2 separate regions of the Homo sapiens genome follow, and region 2 is linked to region 1. The links are chromatin contacts, found by Hi-C in ENCODE. All regions are on one chromosome and are shown on one strand. Each heading gives the region's core, a stretch centred on a gene start or an enhancer-like site at or near the end of the contact. The rest is flanking DNA. Distances are from core to core; before and after follow the strand shown. Region 1 overlaps CHCHD6 (coiled-coil-helix-coiled-coil-helix domain containing 6). Region 2 has its middle 92 kb from the start of PLXNA1.

Region 1 (2,614 bases), core at 39-2,538:
GGCATGGAAGGCAGGTCCAGATGGAAACCAGGCCCCCCTCTAGTCTTACCCCAAGGACTCCCCTGCTGCATCGTGGCCTCAGAGAAGTGCTGACTGGGAGGTAAATGTGGAAGGTGAGCCCCTGGGGAAGAGCACCTGGCTCATGTGATGAGGAAGAACCACCAGGTGCTGGCATTCTGCCCTGGGCTGGGCCGGGGGAGTCAGGGAGGCCTGGGGGCCACCTCTGGGCCTTTCACCCTCCACTGCCTGGTGAGCTTAGGCAAGTCACCTCGCTGCTCCTCACTTCTGAGCCAAGGAGATAATGGATGCCTCCCTCTACAGCTACTGGGAATGACAGCTGGGAAATGCCAACCCTCCCGGCATACGACAGGCACGAAATAAATACAGGTTCTCCTCCCACCACAGCCAGCTGCTGCCAAAATGCCCAGCAAGGGGGCTCCAGTGTTCTCTCTAGAGCCCTCACATTCAAACGAGAGATTACGTCTTTGCCTCGACCAGTCCAGTATCCACCAGCACTGCCTGTCCTGGGCGAGGCGGTAGGGACAGAGACATAACAACTTTGGGCCTCCCTCCCACTCCATGCAGACGCCCTTCCGCCACAGCCTGGGTGGGAACTGCTTAGCTGTCTGAAGTTCCCCTTCATGAGACCTCATCAGGAGATGGCATGGACCACAGACCCACATTTTGATTTGCGCTTTGGCATATGCTGGCGGTGTTCTTTGGGTAAGTCACTTCTCTCAACAGCAACACAGGGTATCACCCAGCCTGCAGTTGGTGGAGAGACATCTTGGCACACAGCACCCACCTCAGCCCACCACAGCCACTGAATTTTCCAGAGCTAAAATGCACCTCATCCTAAGCCCCGCCCCCCACAATTCATCCTGGCCTACTTCCTTTCCCACAAAACAACCTCATGGCTCAGACCTTCTCTTTGAGCCAAACCCCTCTTCCTGTGGTTGTGCCCACAGGGCTCCTGAGTGTCAGGTCACCATCCTGCAGGCCCAGGCACCTGTTGCCAACCTTCTCAGAGAGCGAATCCTTGGCCCAGATGGGCCCGGCCTGCTGTGGGCTTCAGTAGACACTCAGAGCCTGTGCTCAAGATGCCATACTGCCAGAAACAGCCTGGCCCCGGTGAATTTGGATAGTGCTTGGGTTTGATTGCAAGCTCAGTTTGAACATGTGGTCAACTCGATTTGTCACAGGAAGTACCCACAGGCCAAGAAGTGGCGGTGATTACCCTGCTGCAGCTTCCTCTATTGTTTCTCAGAATGACTCAGAGAAATTCCCCGTCCTGTCCTGTCCTGACCCGCCTACCCCACTCATCTAATCTGCCTAAGCAGACCTACAGGGACGGATGTCCTCACAACCGCAGCTCCCTTGGCACTCGAAGGTCTCCGGCCCACAACTTGGGAATACCAAGCTGGCTTCCTGTGTTCACAAAGCTGCTCATCCACCAGGCCTTTCCAAGGCTGCTGGAGTGGACCCAGACTCCATCTCCTGGGAAGGGCAGGGCACTCTGTGGACTCCTCAACCAATCACCAGGTCAGGGCTTCTAGAAGGACTAGACACTACCAACGTGCACACTGAGAACCCGCCAAGTGCCAGAAGGTTCTGAGACAAGTGTGGCTTGCTCCCTGGCCTCGTGGAGCTCTGAGATGGTGGCATCATAATTACAATGGGGTACTCAGCCAGTCCTCCCAGGTGCTGTGGGGCACCTGAAAGGACAGCCTGGCAGAAACCATGGGTCAGACTGACTTCCTGGGAGCCAATACCTGAACTGAGGCTGAGTTTTTTTTATTTACACTAAACAATGTTTTTGAAAAATACTTACATATGGTTTTAAAAAACAAAAATGGAAAGCATGGAGGGTGTGTGGTGAATACTGAGCCTCTTGGCCAGCCTGGACTCAGCCCTATCCCTACTCCTCTGTGCACCCCGTCCTTGTCAGGGCGAGGTGCTGTGCATGCATGGGCACATGTGTGAGTGAGCACACACATGTGCCCCACTTGTTCCTGACACTCACTTGACTGCAGCAGACACGATCTGCCACACCTCATCTTTCCATTGATCCTCAGAGACCTCACCCACTCCAGCTGACCAGCACTTAGTAGTAGGAATGAATACCCTGTAGTGTCATCCCTTGAGTATCACTCAAGCAGCTCCCCATCCTTGTACAGAGGTTGTTTCTAGTCTTCTACTATTATAAACAAAGCTAAGAGGAACATCTTGGCATCTAGAACTTTGTGTGTATCTGTAGGGAACACTGTATAAGTCAAATTCTTGGGTCAAAGGGTGTATCCATTTTAATGAATTTTAAAGGATGAGCAGAAATGAGCCAAATGAGAGGGAGGTCTCCTGAACACAGGCAGCAGTGCGAGGAGCCTGGGGCTGCCACAGGGCTGTGCATGGGGCAGGAGATGCCACTGTTGCTGCAGAGGCACAGGGCAACGGCCAGGAGGGGACGTGGAGGATGCCAGCTGCAGGCTCAAAAGCTTGGACTGCACCTCATGGGCAATAAGGGTGAAGAAGGCTTTCCTTTTTCAGTGAAGGAGGGGCAGGGAAGATTTGTTTTTTTTGTTTTTTTTTTTTTCCTGAGGCAGGGCCTTGCTCCTGG
Region 2 (2,614 bases), core at 53-2,552, 160 kb before region 1:
CCTGAGCCTCCCTGCCCCGCCGTGGGCTCCTGCGTGGCCTGAGCCTCCCGGCGGAGTGCTGCTCCCTGCTCCACGGTGCCCAGTCCCATCGACCACCCAAGGGCTGAGGAGTGCCGGCAAATGGCATGGTACTGGCAGACAGCTCCACCTGCGGCCCCGGTGTGGGATCCACTGGGTGAAGCCAGCTGGGCTCCTGATCTGGTGGGGACTTGGAGAATCTTTATGTCTAGCTAAGGGATTGTAAATACACCAATCAGCACTCTGTATCTAGCTCAAGGTTTGTAAACACACCAATCAGCACTCTGTATCTAGCTCAGTGTTTGTGAATGCACCCATTGGCACTCTGTATCTAGTTAATCTGGTGGGGACTTGGAGAACCTTTATGTCTAGCTAAGGGATTGTGAATGCACCAATCGACACTCTGTATCTAGCTCAAGGTTTGTAAATGCACCAATCAGCACTCTGGGTCTAGCTCAGGGTTTGTAAATACACCAATTGACACTCCTTATCTAGCTAATCTAGTGGGGACCATGGAGAACTTTTGTGTCTAGCTCAGGGATTGTAAACGCACCAATCAGCACCCTGTCAAAACGGACCAATCAGCTCTCTGTAAAACAGACCAATCGGCTCTCTGTAAAATGGACCAATCAGCAGGATGTGGGTGGGGCCAGATAAGAATAAAAGCAGGCTGCCCCAGCCAGTAATGGCAAGCCACTGCATGCCCTTCCAGACTGTGGAAGCTTTGTTCTTTTGCTGTTTGTAATGAATCTTGTTACTGCTCACTCTTTGTATCTACACTGTCTTTATGAGCTGTAACACTCACCACGAAGATCTGCAGTTTCACTCCTGAGTCAGCAAGACCACGAACCCCTTGGAAGGAAGAAACTCTGAGCACATCCAAACATCAGAAGAAACAAATTCTGGGCAGGCCGCTCTTAAGAACTGTAACATTCACTGCGAGAGTCTGTGCCTTCATTCTTAAAGTCAGTGAGACCAAGAACCCACCAATTCCGGACACAAGTCTACAGCAGCCAGCCGGAAAAGTCAGCAACAGGACACTGGTTCTTGAACAAGCCCAGACCACGGAGTTCAGCCCAGGCATTAGAGCTCAGTTAAGACCATAGAGCTCAGCCCAGCCCAGCCAAGCATAGCCCAGACTATGGAGCTCAGCCCAAACCACAGAGCTCAGCCCAGCCCAGCCAAGCATAGCCTAGACTACAGAGCTCAGCCCAACCCAACAGAGCACAGCCCAGACCACAGAGCTCAACCCAGACCAGCCAAGCACAGCCCAGACCACAGAGCTCAGTTCAGACCATAGAGCTCAGCCCAGCCAAGGATAGCCCAGACCGTGGAGCTCAGCCCAGACCAACCAAGCATAGCCCAGCTCACAGAGCTCAGCCCAGACCACAGACCTCAGCCCAGCACAACAGAGCACAGCGCAGACCAGCCAAGCACAGCCCAGACCATGTAGCGCAGCCCAGTCCAGTCAAGCACAGCCCAGACCACAGAGCTCAGCCCAGACCAGCTAAGCTCAGCCTAGACTTCCCAGCTCAGCTTGCCAATACTTAAAGTCTGAAAATAGTATATGATATTGTTTCAGGCCCCTGTGTTTAGAGGTGGCTGGTACACAGCTCAGCTTCCTGGGACACCTCCCCCACTAGCCCAGCTCTCTGCAGAGTTGTGGTAGGTTCTGCCTTTACCCTCCAAGGTCTCCAAGTGTTTAGGAGCACCCGTTGGAAGTACGCTGTCTGCCACAGCCAAGCCTTTGCTTGAGCCTGCCTCACCCCCAAGCTCCCCTAACTTGCAGTCATTGCCCCTCACTGCCCTGCTCTGGAGCTGGCCCTGTCATTAACTCACCAGCCAGGTCTCACTAACTTCAGCTCTTTGGGAGCAGAGCCATGGGAATGAGCCTTGTCTTCCCAGAGGGTACCTGGCTGTGTTCAGATTGAGTTTCCTCCTGCCCAGTGACCAGGGCTGGATTGGATGCTCCAAGTAAAACAAACACACTAGCACATGCATGCACACACACGAACACTTGCACATGACCACACACACATGCACACGGATATGCTCCTACAGGCACCACACACAGTTAAAATAAGCTCATTATACTCTGGCCGCAGGACAATTTACCCTGTAGCTGTTTGCTAAGAAAGCCACTCAGAGAGGACAAAAGAAAATCCAGCTTTTTTATATATTTCAAAATATGTTTTCTCTATCAGATTGGCCAGACTCCAAGTGTTTTCAGTCTGCTCTGTGGGCCAGACCTCAGGAAAGTGAGCACTGCTTGCCTTGCTGCTGGAAGGGTTCGTGGCATGGCCTCTATGAAAGGCAGTGTGGCAATTCCCATCAACATTATCCACTGACCCAGCAATCCCACCTGCGGAATTTTGCCCTGCAGGTGTACCTACCCACATTTCAAGAGACTCTGAGCAAGATTACCCACACCACATTGTTTCTGGCAGCAAAAGAACAGGAATAGCCCGAAATGCCCATCTCATTTTAAAACCTTGCAAATGCAGCATCTGTTTTACAAAAATAACAATAATGAAAAGCTGCAGAGTCAATGAGTGAATGCATGCTGGTCAAGCAAGCAGTCATGGTCACTGGGACG

The links. A loop is a pair of places that touch in the nucleus more often than their neighbours do. Pooled maps may share reads with other maps.
Region 2: a loop to region 1 is called in a map with no recorded cell type, with 23 times the contacts of the local background. The contact joins two enhancer-like sites. A Hi-C loop is called at or near these places in 19 of 37 single-sample maps with no recorded cell type and 5 of 50 pooled maps.

What each region holds. Positions count from the first base shown.
Region 1 is chr3:126,910,250-126,912,863 of GRCh38, reverse strand. All of the region lies in intron 5 of CHCHD6 (coiled-coil-helix-coiled-coil-helix domain containing 6), which reads right to left. Among named protein-coding and RNA genes, the nearest start is that of PLXNA1, 72 kb to the left of the region's middle. RefSeq lists enhancers at 910-989, 1,130-1,609, 542-1,741. Within about 2 kb of position 1,288, at least 17 of the 41 ENCODE cell types and tissues checked have a DNase peak (open chromatin) inside an H3K27ac peak, as active enhancers do.
Region 2 is chr3:127,073,784-127,076,397 of GRCh38, reverse strand. No RefSeq gene overlaps it. Among named protein-coding and RNA genes, the nearest start is that of PLXNA1, 92 kb to the right of the region's middle. RefSeq lists a silencer at 607-676. Within about 2 kb of position 1,302, at least 5 of the 41 ENCODE cell types and tissues checked have a DNase peak (open chromatin) inside an H3K27ac peak, as active enhancers do.